2 separate regions of the Homo sapiens genome follow, and region 1 is linked to region 2. A link is a loop called in an ENCODE intact Hi-C map of the cell type or tissue named here. Cell type or tissue: endothelial cell of umbilical vein. All regions are shown on one strand. Links, peaks and the distances in the headings refer to the core of each region. The heading gives the core; the rest is flanking DNA.

Region 1 (11,653 bases), core at 1,875-9,874, 64 kb after region 2:
GGCTGTGGTGGAAGGAGGATCACTTGACCCCAGGAGGTCAAGGCTGCAGTGAGCCATGTTCGTACCACTACACTCTAGCCTGGGCAACAGAGTGAGACCCTGTTTCAATTTAAAAAAAAAAAAGAAAAGTTAAGATAGTAAATTTAATATTGTGGAATTTTTTACCACAATTTAAAAAACGCTTCAATCTAAAAAAAAAAAGGAATGTATTGTCAACATCTTTTAGGTTATGTCTAAATAATGAACTAAATTTAAAAAACAGAGTTCAATTCTTTGAAAAATATTTTACTAACATATTGTTTGACAAAAATAATAAATGCACTGAGATGTTTTTGTTAACATGATTATATTATACTTAAATTCTTGTGGTAAGTATAATACTATATTTATGTCATGGCAATATAATTTTGGGATTATTAAGCCTAGAAGTCCAGAAAAACTCATCCACTGTGTTAAACTAAATGATCTCTCCAACATTCCATCTGAGTCCAAAATCCCATAATCCTTATCCATTTATTAATAAGAACTAAATGGAACACTTCTTCCATTTTTTAGAGACACACATACACTTCTATATCTCAAAAGCTTAAAGGAGCAGTTTACATGAACACATAGAAGGTATAGTGTTGAGGAAAAACGTTTGAAGTCTTAAAAAAAAATTACAAGGGCACTTCATATTTCATAGGCCTCACCCTTACTCACTGAAATATTCTTTGAGGGAGATCTTATGTATGTTTTAGCTGGTTGAATTTTTTAACCTCCTTCCCATCCCTGCTCCAATCACTACTTACCACCAAATAACAATTAGATATCAAGAAAACTAAGCCTGTGACAAGGTGAACACTGGCTCTGCCTCTGCTGAAACAGTCAAAGGCATGAACTAGCCTGGCTCTTCTCCATATCTTTTCTGGCTGAGGTCCAGTTGGCTTGGTGTAGACTCAAAGGACCAGCAAAGAGCTTCCACAGGTCATCTGGTTGATTCTCCAGTAACTTAGGCAAGCCTCCACCTATCTAAACCATCCCTTCCACACCAGTCCCTGTCTTATTTCCAAAGATCTCCAGAAAAAGAGATGCCATGGTAATGCATTCTAATGTTTAACAAACCTCACCACTGGGAAATCCTTTATTTCCAAGCTAGCTCCCCGCTGCAGAAGTTAAAGATAATTTCCTTTTGTTCTCTTCTCAGCGGCAGGAGAACAGCTGGTCGCCAGTCTCCATATAATAACCTTTCATATACTTGAAAACTTTTATTAAGCCACCCACTAGTTTCTCTTTTCCAAGCTGAATAATCCTAGCTCCTTTAACCTTTCTTCATAAGTCTTATTTTTCCAACCTTTTAATCAGTTTTGTTCTCCCCACTGTATTCTCTTCTTGCTCTAATTTATGTAAAAGCCCTAGACTACTGGAAGTGAAATCTGAGCTGTTAAGGCACTGAAGTGGACTGGAGAGGTAGTTCGAGGCCTGTGAAGCAGGAGCTAGAGATGGCAAGCTGGGATGACACAGAAAAAACTGGAGAAAGAATTCACATAGTCAAGATAGTCTTAGGAGTGGTCTTAACAGCCATTCTGAATTTCCCCTGATTTCTTGCAGAGTCATCATATTTCCGAAGCTGTCATTGGATAACATTACATCCAGCTTTAAATTCTGTGAATGTCAGTCTTGACCAACATTTGGAGAACATGTTTTCCAAGGCACCCTTCAGTACAACTTTAGACTGCAATAAAATAGGTCATACTGGCTGACTCAGAAGAATGCAAATCTCCAGTAACTCATCAGCTAATAAATGCGGAACACAAATATTAAACAAACACCAAGACACATGATTTGACTCTATCCCAGTCTTTCATCAAGAGATAGGGCATAATAATGTCTGAGACAAACATTCCTTGTTCTGAGATGGTCTGACACGCACTGCAGTTTTGATCTAAATCCCAGGTGGCAGAAAGTCCTGAAAATGTCAAGGTGTTTAAGAGCACCCTGAGTTCCTGCGCCCCAAAGGAAGCGTGCCATTTGTAACTCACCAAGAGTTTTCTTTACGAGTGTTTTTTTTTCTATTTTTATTAAATAAGAATCCATGAATAAATGTATTCAGATGCATAAAGTTAAACTTTTTACTCTTGATTATGACAGGAGAGTACAGAGAAAGAAAAAAGGAAGGAAAGATAGAAGAAAAGACAGAAGGAAAGAAGAAAGGAAGGTGGGAAGGAAGGAGGGAGGGAGATGGGAGGAAAACAAGGAAATAAAGAGGAAGAAAGAAAGTTGGGTTTTGCAAAATTAAAAATGAAACCTTTCCTACTTTGTGGCCTCAATAAGGTTAAACATCTTGGCAAAATTCTACTTCTATTACGCCCATTTTAACAAAGACAAAGTGGAGTGTTTTAAAGTTCTCATTTCTCAAATACAGTATTTCTACCCCAGTCATTTTTTTAGGGCATAATTTTTCCCCAAACAGAGTTTAGTTTGTATTTCTCAACTGTAAATCAAATTATATTCTTCAGGACCAAAGCAGGCTGCCTTAACAGTTGTATGCATGTCCCTGCATACATCTGTGAGTTGTGTGTGTATTTAAAATGTGTCTTTAATTAACCATCCCATTGTGTTCAACGAGTTGGTCTTAGCCACTGATTGAAAGGCACTGAGTTGCTTATCAAAAACAAATTGTTGCCATCTGTATAATAAATGACGAATGGTATTAACACCATAATGAAATTCAGAAATCAAGATTGATAAGGAGAGGGATATTTTTGATACCCAAAGTTTGCTTTTTTCCCCCCTTCCAACCTCCAGGTACTGAAAGAAAGTCGGACAGCAAATTGCACAGATGGGCTCTTACCTCCTGCTGCAGAGCAGGAGGTAGTGAAGGTCTTGACAGGGACATTTACATTGCAATGTAGAATCCAGGGGTGCCAGATGTAGAGTGGGCTCCTTTTATGTGTCTTCTGGCCTGACTCCTCTGACTCCCACCACTGTAAACTGAAGTGGATAGCACAGGACCTGGCACATAGTCGACATAGCCATGTTCAAATAAGCATTTGCTGAGTAAATGAAGACAAAAAGTCAGTTTCTGAATCTCATGTTATATTGGCACCAATATTTTTCTGTAGATGGAAAAATTAAGACAGAGGAATAAAAGGCCTATCTGTACAGCACAAACTGAATGCAGTGACAAGGTGATCTTTTTATCCAGTTGTATTGTGATCATCTGATCTAATGAAGATGTCATGGAGTGTTAGGAGCCCACTTTGAACTGCTTGGTTACAGTGCTATTTATTAGAAGTATATAAAGCATGTATTGTCATGACCTAAGTTACCTGCCTAGAGTAATTCAGGATACTAATTGCACAGGGCCAAGAATCTAATGCAAGCATCCTGCATTAGGGTTGTACCTGTTCCCCATTATATCATGATCTCGGTTCCTTTGTGACTAGTTATGGCTGTATTCCATTGTCATAAACTGAACCCCCACAGTGGAGTGCTATATTAAAATGGTATTGGCCATATATCAAAACATTGCCTATTTGTGAACTTTCTTTCCTTAAAAAAAAAGCATAGCAATAACTGAAGTGTATCTTCAGAGTCACAAAATCTAAAGATCAAGAAACTTACAACTAAAATGTAACACATGATTTGTCTTCATGGATTTAATGAATGGCTTATTACTAATGGTGGTAAATCAACAATGACTCTTTCCCTAGGACCAGGGGCCCTACCCACTGATCTTGGGCACTTTTCTCCTCCCTCCCTAACAAGGATTTTTAGACGCTCAATCAAAACAGACTCTAGTTCCTGGAATACAAATCACAACGTTCGATAATATGTTACCATTCCCAAAGGACTTTATATTTTAATAAGAGAGGAAATCTAAGTCAGCTAGTTTCTAAATTTAAGAAAAGGAATAAATTATTAATCTATGAGTTCATCATGACAAATAAAAATAGAAATACCGTATAGTGGAACTTATAACTTCCCAGGATTCTTTACAAAGTCTCATTAGAAAAGTCAAAGATGATCAAGGCACCAGAGAATCTGGATGACCTTTTTCCCCATACTCTGAAAGGAATGTCCTGGACTCAAATTGAGATAAAAACTGGTACAATAATGATGAAAAATGTGCCTTAAGTTTTGACTAGTTCAGAGTGGGAAAAGGTCAGAGAAGGGCCTCTCATACACATTTTACAGGAATGTAAAACAGGATGACCTTTCTGTAGGGAAACTGGCAATATCAAAAGCCACACGTACGTCCCAGTGGACTCAGGACTTCATCCTAGGGAAATAATCAAAGATGCACCCAAAGATTTGGATACAAGATATTATGCAACCCTTTTTAAAACAAAATAAAATAACTTCAACCAACCACAATGTCCAGCAATAGGTGATTGATTAAATAAAAACAGACATCCGGTCGGGTGCGGTGGCTCATGTCTGTAATCCCAACACTTTGGGAGGCTGAAGCAGGTGGTTCATGAGGTCAGGAGTTCAAGACAAGCCTGGCCAATGTGGTGAAACCCCATCTCTACTAAAAAATACAAAAAAATTAGCCGGGCATGGTGGCATGCACCTGTAATCCCAGCTGCTCAGGAGGCTGAGGCAGGAGAATCGCTTGAACCCATGAGGCAGAGGTTGCAGCGAGCCAAGATCACACCACTGCACTCCAGCCTGGGCAATAGAGCTAGACTCCATCAAGAAAAAAAAAAAAAAAAACAGACATCCATAGTGGGAATCACTGTGGAGCCATTACTGTGAACTAGCTAGGGCAGTAGATATTAACTAGAAAATACCTCCTCACTCCCAGTAATGCAGCATGAAAGATCACAGAGTGCAGAGTAGTGTGAATGGAATGGCCTGATTTAAGTAAAAAACTCTCACATATGGCCATACATACATATTTAAATACTTACATCTATTACATTTATGAACTTACACCTATTACACGTATATACTTACATCTATTACATGTATATACTTACATCTATTACGGACCTTAAGAATATACCTCAAACTATAAATGGACTTCCCTACAGGGAATGTGACTGAGAAAGAGAGAGTGGGTTGGCAGAATGCAGGGAGAGAGAAAGTTTAATTTTCTGCTTCATAAAATAAAACTACATATATATAATTATAATTATATATAAGTATATGTAATTCAAAAACAAAAATTAAAAGCCTTTAAAAACCATCTTTTGGAATAAAGACATGGGAAGCAACTCACAATGTTTCCCCAAGTGAAAAAAACAGAAACAGCCGGGCGCGGTGGCTCACGCCTGTAATCTGAGCACTTTGGGAGGCTGAAGCAGACAAATCACTTGAGGTCAGGAGTTTCAGACCAGCCTAGCCAATATGGTGAAACCCCATCTCTACTAAAAATACAAAAATTAGCCAGCCATGGTGCCACGCTCCTGTAATCCCAGCTACTCAGGAGGCTGAGGCAGGAGAATCGTTTGAACTTGGGAAGCAGAGGTTGCAGTGAGCCGAGATCACATCATTGCACTCCAGCCTGGGCATTGCAGTGAGACTCCCTCTAAAAAAAAACAAAAAGAAAACAAACAAAAAACAAACAAACAAATGATAGAAAAACTATGATTCCAACTTTGTAAAAATAAATCATACATGGCATAGAATATAAGAGAAATACAGAGAACCAAAAGGAATGGAAACATCAAAATATTGCTAGTTAGTTCTGAGTGGTGAGATTAAGATCGATTTTTTTTGAGTTTTATAAACTTTCTCAGTGAACATGGATTACCAGTATAACGGATAAAAACATTAAATATTATTAAGACACAAATTTTTAAAAACTGTAGGTTCAATAAGTTGATGGCATTTGCTTTTCTAATACTGTTAGGACTTCAACCTTCTGACATTGACATTTGCTTTTAAATACTAAGCAGGGTTACTCTGAAGCTTAAGATGTCAAATTTTTACAGATGAGTTTGCAATTTAGCTCACTATGTTGTGCATGTTCTAATAAAGACCTAAACTGTTCAATGATGGTAGAGACCTTATGTAGCAGGCCAACAAAACTGAAGTCCAAAGAGTTAAAGTGATTTTCCAAAAGCACAAATCTTTTCATTTAATGGAAGAGCTGAGAGGAGAATGATTCTAACTCCCAGTCCAGTGTTTTTCCATGACATGATGCAGCTATGTTTCGGATGAGAATCACTGAAACCACAACAAAAATAGCACTTTAAGAAATGTACAGCATAATGGTCAATGGATAAAATTTGTATGTAGCTTCACAGAGAACTGTTAAGTCCAGCAAAATACCAGGTTCCACTATCAAAATGCCACTGGCTTTTCTGAGAATTATATCTAGAGAAATGATTAGATTTGACCTAAAAGGATACTTAAGGGAACTTAATTTTTATTCTAATAGTAACACAATTCAAAGCTGAAATGAACACATCTGGTTTCATTTTCTTTACTGATTAGGATAACTAGAGATTCTGAGACATCATGCATGACTCTGTCCTTTATTTGATATGCAAATAAATTCCTGGCTTGAGTGTAAATCTTCTACTTTCAGTGGTGCCCCTCATAACTAATTATTTTTTATATCCCTTCCTGGGTCCAAAAAAAAAAAAAAAAAAAAGCTTGAGGTATAGTTATTCAATAAGAAAGGCATCCTTCCCACAAAATGCCTACAGGCACAATTCTCCAAAAAAGGAGAAAAAAAGTAGGCCTTAATTAATTAGAATCCAGATCACTGGGATAATTGCCAGTTCTGCTTTGTTTCCACCCTTCCCCAAAGGTTGTGACCCAAATCCAAGGATAAAAGGCCAAATGGAGGGAAGGAGGGGACCACATGGCAGAGGGGTCAATTTCTATTGTAACTATGAAGCAGACCCATTTATTAAGAGCCACGTAATGTGTTAAATGATATTCAAAGATTACCAGAATCAGGTTGTTCTCAATGGGACCAGACCCCAGAAACTATTCTCACACTGCCTGACTCACATTAAACATCCCCTACACACATACACACCCTCCAAAACAAACAAAAACATCCATAACCTTCATCCCTCTCATTAATCAATCGAGTTTGATATAACAGGATATTGGGCACTTTCACCTTTGCTAATGAAAACTTTGCTTTGTACCACAAAGCCAAACATGTTTTCTTTTTTTTTTTTTGAGACGGAGTCACTCTGTCACCCAGGCTGGAGTGCAATGGCGCAATCTCGGTTCACTGCAACCTTTGCCTCCCGGGTTCAAATGATTCTCCTGCCTCAGCCTCCTGAGTAGCTGGGATTACAGGAGTGAGCCACCACGTGTGGCTAATTTTTGTATTTTTAGTAGAGATGGGGTTTCACCATGTTGGCCAGACTGGTCTTGAACTCCAGACCTCAGGTGATCTGCCCTCCTCACCCTTCCAAAGTGCTGGGATTACAGGTGTGAGCCACCGAGCCCAGCCAAACATGTCATTCTTGATCTCAGCGATGAACTACAATTGCTTGGGACATGTCGCAAGCAATCCTCATACTTACAGGGGCTTAATGCCTATCTTTTCTTCACAGGACATCCCGTCCTAGTTGCGAACTATGCACATAATTGACTGACAGATTCAGAGAACAAGAGTGTGGCTATGCATTCATTCATGTCAGGCAACATGACGTTTTAAGAAATGGGGACCTGGAAGCCCCTCTCCCTCAGTTTTATTTCATCAGACCTAGATATAAATGATAGTTCCATCTGAACTAGAGAAAGACACCAAGAAGAAAACTTGGTAATGGGGTACAAATATATCCCTTTCCACAGTCAAGTATCATAGTCTCACTTCACAATATTCCTAAATTTGAGGCGGAGGAAGTATAATCCAGAATATACAGTACCTTAATTTATTTAAGCAAGCAGAGATTAAATCAATGGGGAAGAAGTGATCCACAAATCACAATTAACTGCTGTTTAACTTTTAAAGTAAATAAACAAACTTGCCAGCTCATATAGCCAGATTTTTATTTATTTATTTATTTATTTTAGAGAGACAGGGTCTCACTCTGTCATCCAGGCTGGAGTACAGTGGCACAATCATAGCTCATTGCAGCCTCCAACTCTTGGGCTCTAGTGATCCTCCCATCTCAGCCTCCTGAGTAGCTGGGCCTACAGGTGTGCACCACCACGCCCAGCTCTTTTTTGTTGTTTTGTTTTGTTTTGTTTTGTTTTGTTTTGTTTTGTTTTGTTTTTGAGATGGAGTCTTACTCTGTCGCCCAGGCTGGAGTGCAGTGAGGCAATCTCGGCTCACTGCAAGCTCCGCCTCCTGGGTTCACGCCATTCTCCTGCCTCAGCCTCCCCAGCAGCTAGAATTATGGGCGCCCACCACCACACCCGGCTAATTTTTTGTATTTTTAGTAGAGACTGGGTTTCACCATGTTAGCCAAGATGCTCTTGATCTCCTGACCTTGTGATCCGCCCGCCTCAACCTCCCAAAGTGCTGGAGTTACAGGCGTGAGCCACCACACCCAACCTCATTTTTTTTTAAGTTTTTGTAGAGATAGGGTCTAACTATGTTGCCCAGGCTGGTCTTGAACTCCTGACCTCGGGCCAACCTCCAACCTCGGAATTGGTGCTAGGATTACAGACATGAGCCACTGTGCCCGGCCAGATTTTTAAAAATATGTTCTGCAACCTACTTGTATGAGATAAGGGCAGATGAACAGCATTCAGAATAACAGCAGAATTATAATCAAATAGGCGACTGCCAGGTTATGCCACTAAATTTGTATTAAGCCCAATCCCTATACTTTCTACATGCCTGATGCTCCAGAGTAACAATTGTCATTCATAACCCATTGAAGTTCACAGCAGTAATTGTGGTATCCTAAAATGCCTATTAAAAAAGTCAACTAGATTAAATTATATTTAGTATAGTTATACCAATCAATATATCTCATATTTTTTATCATATGTTAACTAATTATAAACTGGCAAGTCACACGTAACGCATCTAATTAGTCAAAAATAGTTCAATACTGACCGTTTAAAACCACACCTGTCTTAGTACAAATATGACAAGTAAAACAGAGATACAGAGCCACACTGACAACCAGGAAGCTATCAGTGCTGCACTGTCTCATCATCCGATATTACATACCGAAATATTTAAGTATTTCCAAATTTTTCCATCAATCCAGATAGCACATCCCTAAATAAACATCAACAATGTCCTAAGTGCAGAAATCAAGCTGGTTTTTCTTATCCTGGATTCCAGAATGTTCTGACCACTGCCCTACCACCACCACCCTCTCCCACACACAGACATTTTCACCCTTTGAGACACTGCAGTGTGAGGAAGAGAATGGAGAAAGAAAGGGAAGTCTCATGACTTCTGAAGTTGAAAGAGGAATTATGTTCTGAAAAGGAGAAAGAAGATGACAGTTTTGCTTAATTCAAATATTGAGTAAATATTGTTGCTTAATCATTTTTTAAAAGAAACATTAGTGGCTATTTTTTTGGCACAACTGTTTTTAAATTTAATTTATAAGGATGACACCATGATGTAATTGAAACTTGTATCACACACAAAAATCACTTTGCCCCTCACGCATAACAACATCCTGCTCCCCCAAACCCAAATCATACCTTTCATAATACGGCCTTAACCTGTGTCCTTAAATACAAAGCAACCTAAATGCTAAAGTGAAGAGCCTAACACAGCTAAACTGGGAAAAACATGAGGTGGAAATGTATCTCCCTTGGAAAAGTAAGTAAAATGTATGTTAAGGAAATGGGTAATTCAGGGAACCCAAATATTCAAACAAATTCCCAGATGTTTGTGCTGCTGTCTGAACGTTTTAAAGAGGAAACAGCTTTTCATTACTTCATGAATCCTCCCTCATTGTGAAGACGATTTCAAAGCCTCCAGCATTTAAAAGGGAAAGTCCGTTCTCAGAGTCGTCGGATTCCCGCTGTGTCTCAGGCACCACAATGTTCCAGAAACTCACGGAAAAAGCTCAGGCCTGTAAACATGTCTGATCTGGATCTCCCACTCCTAAGTCTGTGTTTATATATTGATAATTAAGATGGATTTATGAAGCTCAAATAATATCACATTTCATATTTCTCTAATCAGTATCTCAAAACAATTCAAACAACAGTTATTTTAACATTAACAGCATGGGGAGGACAGCCACGAATCCCCACACCTTCCCCTGGCCATCACATGCTTGCACCGGGAAGTTGTAACTAGCTCTGGCAGTGCCAATGAACAAACGCGGTTAAAAATCAAGCAGAAAACGGCTGAATGTGCACGCTCAGCTACATGATTTTCACTGTCTAAAACTGGGAAAAAAAATCTCAAACAATTTTCACCCAATTTGGCTTGCCTTTCTCGTCTGTAAATTGCAATACTGCCAAGTTACAAGTAAAATATTCTGCCAATTTCTCAGTTTTGTGAGCAAAGAAAAAAAAGAAAGCATACTTTCCCTAATGGAATAAAGTGTGTGTCTCTGTGTTTGTGTGTGTCTGTGTGTGTGTGTGTGTGTGTGTATTTATATTTGATTAATTCAACATCATATGGGACTCCTGTCCAAATTTTTCAAAATACACATACACACACATACTTTGTGTCAGATCATGAAAAGTAAATCTCAAATCCAGATTGAACTCAGAGGGACTAGGAGAAATATTGTTTGTACCTCACTTTCTACTATTGTGCAAGTTAGATAGGATCTACCACTCTTCTAGATCTTTATTCTAACATGACTCATATCACAAATGTGATCGAGTGACTAGTTTTAGCCTCCACAAAAATGAATTTAACTTCTAGAAAAGGTCCCCAAAGCAAATTGACAGCCAAAGACAGTTTCAATTCAGAAGTGCTGGTAGTCATGGTGGTAGAGGTTCTAGGGTAATGTCTCATTGAGATGCGAGGATGAGGCTCTGAACTCAGGAAGGAAACACTCAAAATGTCCTGCAGGCATTATGAACAGCAGCCACTGAATCCACTAATATCCTTCCTCAGACTTCACTGCTTTTTAAAGACAGCAAAATATTGAGATAGATTTTTAATTGTAAATTCTGAAAAACAGCCACACCCAAGACTTTAATACCTCTCTTTCTTCTCAAAGTTAGGAAAGTGGTATGCTCAGTGTCAAATAACTAATGCTCATTAAAAATGGTCAGAATGCCGTTGCAGATGAAAAGTGAAGCTCTGGTGTGTGAAACAAGAACCCAAATGCATTGTCCACAATGTCTACTTCAGTACAGCCATTCTAGAATTTGCCCATGTGCATCAAAAGCCTTAAAAAGTAGCATGCCGTCCAGGCACAATGGCTCACACCTGTAATCCAGCACTTTGGGAGGCTAAGGCGGGCAGATCACTTGAGCCCAGGAGTTTGAGACCAGCCTGGGCAACATGGTGAGACCCCCATCTCTACAAAAAATGCAAAAATAGCAGTGTGTGGTGGCGCATGCCTGTGGTCTCAGCTACTCTGGAGACTGAGGTGAGAAGATCACCTGAGCCCAGGAGGTTGAGGCTGCAGTGAGCTGTGATCACACTCCACTGCACCCCAGACTGGGCAACAGAGTGAGACCCTGTCTAAAAAAAAAAAAGTAGCATGCCATTGTACCCCATAAATAGATACGCCTACTGTGTATGTACCCACAACAATTAAAAATAAAAATAAAAAAATAAGTAGCATGCCATAAATACTAAACA
Region 2 (11,653 bases), core at 2,362-10,361:
GTTGCTCAATTCTGTCATTGTTGATCTTGTGTCTAGTTGTTCTATCTATTATTGATAGTACAGTATTAAAGTCTCTGACTATATATTGTTAGATTTTTCTAATTCTTCCTTTAATTCTGTCAGGTTTTGCTTCATGTATTTTGGGGCTCTGTGGCTATGTAACATTCTTATGTCTTCTGGATATACTGACCTTTTTAATCAATATAAAATACCCTTTTTTGTACCTGGTAGCAATTTTTGTCTTACAATCTACTTTGTCTCATAGTAGCAAAGCCACTCCAGCTCTTTTGTTTACAATTTGTGTGGTATGTCTTTCTCCACCCTTTAACTTTGAACCTTTTTGTGGTTTTAAATCTAAAGTATGTCTCTTGCAGATGCCATATAGTTTAATCATGATTTTTTTGCCTCCCAATATCTGTCTTTAATTGGAATGTTCTATCTGTTTATATTTAATGTATTTACTGATAAGGTAAAATTTAGTTATTTGTTTTCTATATACATATGTTAGGTCTTTTTTGTTCCTCTATTCCTCCATTACTACCTTTTCTTGCTAAATAATATTTTCTAACACAGCATTTTAATTCTCTGTTCTTCTTTGACTATTTTTTAACTTAATTGTTTAGTTGTTGCCCTGCAAATTACAATACCTTAACTTATAACAATATAGTTTAGATTAATATCAACTTAATTTCAACAGCATATAAAAACATTGCTCTTATTTAACACCATTTTCCCCTTCACTATTGTGCTGTTGTCATGCAAATTACCTCTTTATATATTTTATGCCCATCAACACAGTTATATAATCATTGCTTTATGCAATTATTGCTTAAATCTGTTAGAAAAAAGTTATAAATAAAAACTACATTTAAACATTTATATTTACTTATATTGTTACCTTTACTGGTGGTGCTCTTTATTTCTTCATATGAATTTTAGTTACTGTCTGGTGTCCTTTCATTTCAGCCTGAAGGAGTCCCTGTAGTATTTCTTATAGGAAAGGTCTGATAGTAACAAATTCTGTTTTTCTTTATCTGGGAATGTCTTAATTTCACCTCCATCTTTCAAGGATAGTTGTTTATTCTTGTTTGACAGTCTGTCTTTCAACAATTTAAACATATCATCTCAGTGCCTTCTGGGATCCAGGGTTTCCAATGAGAAATCAGCTGTTGATTTTATTGAAAGTCCCTTGTAAATGATGAGTCACTTCTCTCTTGCTACTTTCCAGATTCTCTTTATCTTTGGCTTTTGATAGTATGATAATGATCTGTCAACCCTAGATTATGATCTGGGGTTTTTTTTAGGTATTTATCTTATGTGGAGTTCACTGAGCTTTGGGGATATGTAGATTAATATTTTTCCTCAAATTTGGGAGGTTTGGGGCCATTATTTCTTAAAATATTTTTTCTTCTCTTCTCTAACTCTCTCCTGAACTGAGACTCCCATTATGTATATGTTGGCACTTTTGATGATGTCCCATAAGTCTCTGAGTTTTTTCATTTTTCACCATTCTTTTTGCTTTCTGCTTCTCAGACTGAATCTCAATTGACTTATCTTCAAGTTTGCTCATTCTGCCTTCTGCTTACTCAACTTTGCTTCTGAAGTGAATTTTTTATTTCAATTATTAAAAATTTCAACTCAATAATTTCTATTTGCCCCTTTTATCATTTCTATCTTTCTTTAATATTCTCTACTTGGTGAGATATTGTTCTCATATATTCCTTTAGTTCCTGAAATATATTTAAAATAGCTAATTTTTAGTCTTTTTTCAGAAAGTCCAAACTTCTTTGGGAACAGTTTCTGTGGTCTGCTTTTTTTCCCTGATACTTTGTTATTTGTTTATCTCATAATTTTCTGTTGAAAACTATATATTTTAACTAATATAATAAGGAAAGCCTGGAATACAAATTCCCCTCCTTCCCTGTGGTTTCTGCTTGTTACTGTTTGCTGGTGGTAGTATTGGTAGTGGTTTAGTGACTTTTTTGAACTAATTCTGTAGTCTGTATATTTTGTAATGTTTTGCCACTGAAATCTCTGCTCAGTTACAATAGTGGTCAGCTAATGATTAGACACAGACTTCCTTAGATGTCTGGAATCAATGAGTTTACCAGTCTTTGCTGAAGAACTCTGCATGTCTAGGCATGCTTTCAACAGGCAATGCTAAAACAGGCCATTTATAACTCTGCCTTAGCCTTCACTTCCTGCTTGTGCAGAACCTGTTGATTAGCCATAAAAGCAAAAAGCCAAAGGTGGGACCTTTGAGGCCTTTCCTGAGTATGGGCTCTAGGCTTGTAAACAACCCCACACGTGCATGTGACCTTTTAGGTTCTGAGGAATATGCTGGAGCCTTCCAAAGACCCCTATGAACATATCATTCCCCAGCATTTTCTTTTAAGCCTTTTGGTTAGCCTACTGTTTGCCACAACTATTATTCAGTGCTTCAGGCAGTTGAAATTTCAACATTTGCTTCTCATCATTTTGAACAAACACCCCTAAGGAAAAGCCTGTTCACATTAGATGACCTCTGAGTCGGGTCAAATAAAGACAGCCCCATAAGTGGGATGTTCCAGAGAACAATCAGACAAGTCAAATAATAAAAGTCTCTAGGAATGGGGATTTGAAGGAACTCCAACCCTATTCTTCCCTCTCATGTGGCTACCAGCCTGCTGGTTTTCATCGTGATTTATGGGCTGTTGATTTTCAAGGCTACTATGGAGTTGGAGAAGGAGGGGATTGTAATAGGACAAGTTAAAGCACCACAAAGCTCTGTATTTTTTACCAAAAATCAGCCATTTTTCTTGAATAAATGCTCCCTGGATTGCTGCAAGACCTTAGCTCTAAGAAGCTCAATGTATCACAAGTAAAATAAATACACAGACTCAAACACCAAGACACATTATAATCAAGTTGTTGAAAACAAATGATAATGGGAAAATCTTTAAAGCAGCCAGAGAAAAGGGATATATTACAGATAGGAAAGCAATAACTTGAAGTACCACTGATTTCTCACAAAAACAATGCAAAAAAAGCTATAACCTAAAATTCTATGTCTAATTCTATATCCAATTTTAAAACTCCTTCAAAAATAAAGACAGATTCAGACAAAAGAAAGCTGAGAGAATGTATTGCCAAACATACTTCAGGTGGAAGATATACACGTAAATAATACAAATGATTCTTTTCTAATTTATTAATTCATAAAAATAATTATTTAAATAAAAATAATTATGATGTATTATATAATACATAAATCTCTGAACTCCTCTCTCTGTGGTTTTTCTTTAATCCAGCATGGCATGATAAACTAATAGACATTTCCAGGTGAGGTCACAGCAGAGAACAGAGACACTAGTTCTACACTGGGGCCAAAAAAACTCAAGAGAAATTCATGGCAAGCAGATGTTCTCTCTATTACCCACATAAACTTTATACTTCTTAGGTCTTTGATCTCCTTACCCTCCTCTTCTCTCATTAGAAATAACTTCCCCCTCCCCTCTCTGCTTTTCTAAGATCTGACTTTCTTTCAGGGTCCAATTCAAATCCTTCCTCCTTTACGCAGCTTTTCTAGGCTTATCCAAGGACAGCTAGCTAGTTAATGGCAGTTGCACAATTAGAACCTGGTCCTTCTCAAACTTCTTCAGGTGGTAGGTGTCATGAAAGTAACAGCATCTTTGCAAAACACTATTAAATACTGCTACACTTAGGTTTTTTTAAAGTTAATGTGTTATGCTTAATTGGATATTTTATTTTATTTTATTCCACGTTTTTGCCTGTGACACAGCCCTCAGGAGATCCTGAGAACATGTGCCCTCAGTCAGATCTTTCTTACACTAGATTCTAGTACAGAAACAAACACCAAAGCTTTAAAAAGTATTGGGAGAAAAGCATACATAATTCTGGGAAAGTGTTTTTCTTAAAATCAAGAAAAGACACTTATTTTTCCAATATTTTAGTGGCAAAACAACTTGGTCTTGCCAGAAGAACATCAGTGTTCTACAGTTCATTTTCTTTCTCTCTCTCTCTTTTTTTTTTTTTTTTTTTGAGACGGAGTCTTGCTCTGTCACCCACGCTGGGGTGCAGTGGCACGATCTTGGTTCACTACAACCTCCGCCTCCTGGGATCAAGCGATTCTCCTGCCTCAGACTCCTGAGTAGCTGGGACTACAGGCGCGTGCCACCACGCCCAGCTAATTTTTGTATTTTTAATAGAGACAGGGTTTCACCATATTGGCCAGGATGGTCTCGATCTCTTGACCTCGTGATCTGCCCGCCTCAACCTCCCAAAGTAATGGGATTACAGGCATGAGCCACCGCGCCTGGCCCTGCAGTTCATTTTAAAGATCATTGTACTGTATGCCATCCTAAAATTCTCCTTCACTTTCCATGACTTAAGGTTCAGGTGAGGTTCAACCCCATCCTGATCTCCAAGGAGATTTGCAGAAAAATAATTTTCTCAGTATTATATGGATCTACAATAAAGTGTACTCTTTGTCATCTGTCATGTCTGTGTCATGTTTCATTTTAGAACAAAGATACCTTAGATTTATAGCCTAGGACATAGCTAATTCCAATATCCTAGGTGTAAACCCTCTTAGTTACTCCATTAGATTCTCTAGTCTCAGACTACTTTCTATACTCTGCCTCTTAACACATGTGTTCAAATTAAACAGAAAAATTCCTGATGTGTTCTTGCCTGGTGGTCCAAATTTTTAAAAATAGAAAAAGAAAAGCCTTATGTGGAGAAAAGAAGCCATTTCCACAGGCATTCTCCTAATATGGCACTAACAAAGGATCCAGGGGCTGAAATATGGCTATATCTAGAGCACCCGTGGATCTCTAGGGGTCTGTAAAGTACTCCCTTACCTCATGGTGCTTGGCACCCAAAGAGGGGCCAAAATGTTTGCTACTCATTCCTGAAGGAAATCCACCGTTGTCACCTGAGGCCTGATGAATCACACATCACACGACTCAGCAATGCACTATGGTTTAAGCTACAACCAACTGCAAAGAAAAGCAACTCCATGTTCTCCATAGAGGAGACAAGGACACAAGGGTCAGACTGATTCTCTGAGGTAAGCTAGGCCCTTTTGGAAGAGCTACTGATTCAGAATTCTGCCAGTATTCAGAAGTTGGAATACAGCTGGTCTCTTAGTCACCGATAAGGGTAGAACAAAAAGAAATGAGTGTAAACTTCACCTAGAGAAATATAAGTTAGACCAAAGGACAAATCTGTGGAAGACTCTCAGCAGGATACAATGCTCATGTGTGTGCCAAGCATTTTTAAATTAGTCAACTGTCCTCACCAGAGGCTGTGGCTAACTAAACATCATATCACCATATCCAGGCTGGGCATGGTGGCTCACGCCTGTAATCCCAGCACTTTGGGAGGCCAAGATGGGCAGACTGCTTGAGGTCAGGAGTTCAAGACAAGCCTGACCAACATGGTGAAACCCTGTCTCTACAAAAAATACAAAAATTAGCCAAGTGCGGTGGTGCACACCTGTAGTCCCAGTTACTTGAGAGGCTGAGGCATGAGAATTGCTTGAACCCAGGAGGCCGAGGTTGCAGTGAGCCGCGATCCTGCCACTGCATTCCAGCTTGGGTGACAGAGTGAGACCCTGTCTCAAAAAAAAAAAAGCATATCACTATATCCAGAAATGGTGATAAATAATATATAAGTAATACCACCATTCAATATATTCTTTAATATATTCTCATACATTCTTAACATATTCTCATATAAGTTGAATTTCAATAATATATTCAAGAATGTATTATTATGCCTTCAAGAATATATTACTGTAACTTCAAGAAAATATTGTTATGACTGGGGAACTAATATAAAAGTCTTGTTCAACCCAAAAATGGTTCCTGGGATATTTCTATACAATGTAAGAATTCAGAAATTTGGTTTTAAATGACTACTGAAATAAACCTTGTGAGGTAAGCAAGCTACATGAAGACAAATAAACCAGTGGGATTTTTTTTAAGTATGTTTATTCAAGTTGGGGAAAAGCCACATAATTCACTATATGTCAAGCCTAAACTTAGATTTTTCATCATCATCTGACAATATGTGGCAAGCACAGTTTTTGCAAAACAGTCAAACTCCCAATCAGTAATAAGGAATCTTTTAACTCAAGGTTGCATATTGTTCTTTGGCTAAAAATAGTAGAAAATCTCAATCCTTTAAATACAGAATAATCTCTCTGATCTCTCTAACTTATTTTACTTCCTGTGATCACATAATACTGAATATCTATTACGTGCCTAGTATGTGGAAAGCTTTTCTCAGCATCAAACCAAAATTTTAAATATCAAGAAAAAACAAAAAACCCTCTTAAAACTTTTTACGCTCTAAGAGGGAAGAGAAATAAAAAATAAACAAATTTTAAAAAGACTTTTTAACTCTTTAGCATGTTTTGAAAATCACATTATACGTTTTAGCATGATGTTATTAACTAATTTGTATGTATTTGTTCCCTGTCATAGTTAGTAGGAATATTTTCTCAAACTTCTGAGAATATTTAAAATCCATATTCAAATGATTTTTTTAGGAGCCTAAGACTTTACAAGAACACATTTTAGAACTGACTCTAGTCACCACAAACAAATTCAGTGATGTGTACACGCGCATGCATGAATACATACAACAGTTATGCTCCAGACACCACTCACTCTCCACAACTCCTCACTCCTCGACCTTCTACCCCCAGCCCCCTGCCCCTGGGGACGCCTGATCTCCAGTCTGGGAAAGGAAAGTGCCTCCTCCACATCCTCTCCCAGGGTCTCTCCCCAGACCTGAGTCGGTGGGGAGAAATGCTGACTCACAGACACAGCCGGTTAGCAGCTCTCACTTCCCCAGCCCTGCTGAGCTGAGCAACCCCAGGGAGCGTGGAGAAATTGTTGGTACACTCTCCAGAAGACTGTGGGAAGAAACACCCCTAAGCCTTGAGCCTGGAGTCTGGCGGGCTGCAGGAGCTACCAGCAGAACCTCAGGCACAAGGGATCCACATGTTCACAGCTGCCACGGGGAAGACAGAAAAGAAAGGAAATGAAAGGTCAAGAGGACAGAGAAAGTGAAGGGAGAAGAAGGGAAAAGAAAGAATTGCATAAGGTGGAGTGGTCAAAAGTGGACTGCCCACCCTTTCCTGAGATTTTCTTCCCTGCCCCTCCCCTAGCTGAAGGCCCCTCTGCAGGATGCCCCGGTCCGGAGGCAGCCAGCCAACCAGGCAGTGTCTCCCTGATTTCAGCTGACTAAAATATGTTGGCCTGAAGCCTATAAACTTGTGTGTTTTTGATTGCTCACCAGATTCTCATCCAAACGCCTTTCACTTTTTCACTCCACAAAGGAGAACATGTCATGGAAGTGACTTGCCTAAGAACATACTTCAAGCTATCTCTTCACCAAGAGAACTCTAAGTTAGACAAAAGGACGAATCTGTGGAAGGCTGTCAGCAGGATACAATGCTCATGTGTGTGCCAAGCATTTTTTAAATTAGCCAACTGTCCTCACCAGAGGCTGTGACTGACAAAAAATCATATCACCATATCCAGGCTGGGCGCGGAGGCTCACGCCTGTAATCCCAGCACTTTGGGAGGCCGAGACAGGCAGATTGGTTGACGTCAGGAGTTCAAGACCAGCCTGGCCAACATGGTGAAACCCCATCTCTGTCAACGAGACCCAAGGGTAAGCTACTGCTCTGCCCTGGATAACACCCCACTTATAATAATCTATAATTCTATATACCTTAGGACACTGAGGCCACGTTTCATCATCCCAGAAATTTAAATAGTGTTAACAATAAAAAGAAAACACTCCTTTTAGTTCTCAAAAGCAATTGTATGATTCAAGTTGTAAGTTTCAGAACAGGCAAAACTAATACATGATAGGAAAAAATATGATCAACAGCTTTGGGGGTGAGGGGATGGGGGTTGACTAGGGAGGAACATGAAGGAACTTTCTGGAATGATGGTAATGTATATGTTCTATACCTTAATAGTGGTTTGGGTTACACAGCTGTATTCATTTATCAAACCTCTTTCAGTGGTACCTTTAAGATATGTGCATTTCAGTGTATGTAGATTTGACATCAAAGGGAAAAAACCATGGAAAATATTTATTTAAATCTAGTTAGAGATATGCATGCTGAAGTGTCTAAGGATGAATCTGCAACTTACTTTTAAATATATTCCAAAAATAATATGTGTTGATGAATGGATAGAGGGATAGGTAGATGAATATCTACATGTGATGAAACACTATAGTAAAATGTTAATTATAGAATCTAAATGATAATCCAGCTGGGTTGTTCACTGTCAAATTGTTCCAACTTTTCTGTAAGTTTGAAAATTTTATTATAAAATGTCGGTTTAAAGCATTTGAGAATTATTGATGGGTATGAGATTTTATATTTAGGTATTATGAAGACAGGTGTTACATCTGACTTTCATATCTATATGATATATACATATTAGTAATGGCAAAAACTGTGATTACTTTTGCACCAGCCTAATAGAATACAACCTACTTGTATATATGCCACAGATACACACACACTCATATATTCCAGTTTTATAGTAAAAAATTCCAGTTTTATATTAAAATAATAGAGTAATTTAAAAGGCATCATATGAATTAACAAACTGAGCATCAAGTAGATTTTATTTTATCACATAGACAGACTTCTGTCAATATGAGACATTTTATCTGTTAATTCAGTTTTACACATAAAAACCATGCACAGAAATACATACACTGATCACCAAGCTTATGGACAGGTATTGTAAAGACCTGCTATTAATATATCATGTTAGAAGCAGGGCAGTAAAAACAGTTCCCTTACATCTCCCCTGTGTCTATCCCTATATGACATTTCTGCATTACTAACGCCTCTAGATTAGATTACAAGAAGCAGCAATTTAGAAAACCAACTTAAAGCAGATAGATGAATAGGTAGATGAGAGAGACAGAGATTAAATTCTTATTGGATATTAATAACTTGGCCTTTATTTATGACTGGCCTCCCTCCTAAGGATTTGAGGTACTTCCAATAAAAATATGTGCAATAATTGATAAAATATAATAAGAAGAGAGCATCAGGACTAGGGAAAATATAAGTAAGAGTGGTAATTTTAGACCAAGAAAAAGAAAAACACAAATTATATGCAACAAGGGAGCCTAGGATAACAGCTACATTTGAACATAATATTTGTCTCTGAATCACAGAGAAAAGAAACTATCAATTATGCTGAACTTTCTAATTTAATATTTAATTCAATGTTTTAAAGCAATTTTGTCCTTGAAACTTTTGGAGAATATTCAGCGATATCACTGACAGCCCTCTCAACACCATTCCTACAGAAATAAGATTTAGTAAAAGGTATTCTATATCTGTTTCTCAACAAATTGTTGAATAAAAAATCTAGAGCACAATAATGGTTATCCCAAAGGCAAGAACTTCTAGTAAAGGAAATTCCGGGTAATACAAATATAGATAACCTCCAAGGGTGGTCAGAGTAGATAGAAGTAAATAAAATAAAAGTAAATAAAATAAGATTTTATCTCATAGTCTATGCCCGATAAATGAGAAAAATATGACAACAATTTTTTCTTTCAAAGTTCTATAATGTAATAGATGCTCTTTCTCTGAACACCATTCCCAATCCCCCCATCACCTGCTTCTCTCCCCTACCCTGGCCAATCTTGGGAAAGAGGGTACCCTAGCCACCTTGTTTGTTCTACTTGTGGACATGTGGTTACAGGATCAGGGATGCTCAGAAGGCTGGCTCTGCAAAGAGAGAGCTGAACAAATTTGAAACACGGAGAAGCAGAAACTAAAGGTGGAGACAGACATCCTTCTGACCTTCGGGTCCTCTTCCTGGTCTCCTTGAGGCCTAGGGACTTTCTTCCAGAGAGTTCTGTGAGATAACACCATTGTGGCCTTTTAATAAACCTCCTGTTTTACTAAAATGCAACCAATGAATATTTAATTTCAGGAGCAGCTTAGACACATATTCCAAGAATGGAAATTTCTGTCAGTTTGGCTTGATTCAAGCATAGAACTTGTAGTGTCTAGCGGAAAGGATGTATTCTAAACCATCTTCCATAAATATCACGTTTCTCAGCCAACCTTTGATGAAAGTGATGAAGAGCAGACAATTCAAGATGGTTTGCTCTTGCAGGGCCTGGAATGCTGGTGCTCTGAGCTGATCCATATGCTTCAAAAATCTCACAAGCAGATGGTGAGGTATTGATCTTTTTTGAAAACTAGGTAGACTGCTCTGGACTCATCCAGATGGACTCAGACCCATGAATTTAATCAAAGTCAGCAACCTAGGGAAGAACAGGGCTGACTGGGTAGAATGGGCATTAAACTGTTTTGGTAGCAAAAGGTCATCCTTAAGCTTTATCAAATGTAAGCTTCTTCATCAAAAGTGTGGAGGTTTATTATGTCAGAGTCTAAAATGGGGCCAACTGTTCAAGAACTATGGAATTGGGAAAACCAAATCTTCCAGATGTCAAGTGTCCATCAAGAGATTCCAAAGGCAATTTTCATATCATTCATTGTTATTTTTATTATTAAAATGCTTATGGCAAAAAAATTCAGAAAATATGGCAAAATAGTTTTTAATAGAAGGTAATTAAGGCCAGGCATGGTGGCTCATGCCTGTAATCCCACCACTTTGGGAGACCAAGGTGGGAGGATCACTTGAGGCCAGGGGTTCAACGCCAGCCTGGGCAACAAAGTGAGACCCCGTTTCTACAAAAAATGCACAGATTAGTCGGGCATGGTAGTGCAAACCTGTAGTCCCAGCTACTTGGGAGGCTGAGTTGGGAGGATTACTTAAGCCCAGGAGTTTGAGGCTGCTGTGAGCTATGATCCCACCACTGTACTCCAGCTTGAGTGCCAGAGCGAGACACTGTCTCTAAAAGAAAAAGAAGAGGGTAATTAATAACCCAATCTTCTAGGATAATTACTGTCATTTTTTTGCCATATTTCCATCCAGTAAAAAGTGTTTCATTTATTTATAAAGCTATTTTGTAAACTTAACAAAATATTATAAATATGTCAATGTCAATACATTTTACAGGATCATTTTAATAACCATGTAATATTCCAGTAGATGGCCATGCCATCATACTTTATTTAAACAGTCCCCTGCCACTGGGTGTTTAAATGATTTCTGGGGTTTGGCTACTATAAAAGATACTGAAATGAACACTTTTATACATAAATCTATATTTACTTGTCCAATCATCTCCTTAGGATAAATTCCCAAAGCTCTTCAAAATTTGATGTTCCACTCATTAGAAGGAGTTTTTCATTGGTAAGAAGTGTATAATAAGATAGAATCAGATACATTTTTGAGTGATTCTTCCATACTCTTTTCTGCAGCATGACTTCTTAAACTTAGCATTCTAAACTTAGTTTTCCAGGGTTTTTGGGTTTCTTGTGGGCACCAGGCATCCTCTTCAAATCAGAAGCCTAATGACCACACCCATATTTACTCAAATAAGATGCCCTTAGCCAACTAGAAGCGACGAGTAAACTGAAAAGCCCTTCCTTTCTCTGCAGTCTGCTTAATGCCCTACTTTCAAATGTATAATTTTGTGTGTGAATGAGCCCAAGAACCCCTGGGTCAAAAGTACA

Evidence for each region. Peaks named below come from ENCODE experiments on the same cell type or tissue, not always from the same donor. Only the 100,000 strongest peaks of a DNase experiment are listed, where the experiment ranks them.
Region 1: it touches region 2 in a loop (1.9-fold over the local background); 2 of 110 quality-filtered maps call a loop at or near these places.

Annotation. Positions count from the first base shown.
Region 1 is chr13:50,139,454-50,151,106 of GRCh38, reverse strand. The region is part of intron 2 of DLEU1 (deleted in lymphocytic leukemia 1); the gene reads right to left. Among named protein-coding and RNA genes, the nearest start is that of DLEU2, 20 kb to the right of the region's middle. RefSeq lists an enhancer at 9,550-10,223. In endothelial cell of umbilical vein, for the core only: no CTCF peak of the experiment used is centred there; no DNase peak of the experiment used is centred there.
Region 2 is chr13:50,204,260-50,215,912 of GRCh38, reverse strand. All of the region lies in intron 2 of DLEU1 (deleted in lymphocytic leukemia 1), which reads right to left. Among named protein-coding and RNA genes, the nearest start is that of DLEU2, 85 kb to the right of the region's middle. In endothelial cell of umbilical vein, for the core only: no CTCF peak of the experiment used is centred there; DNase peaks (open chromatin) are centred at 6,862 and 7,242.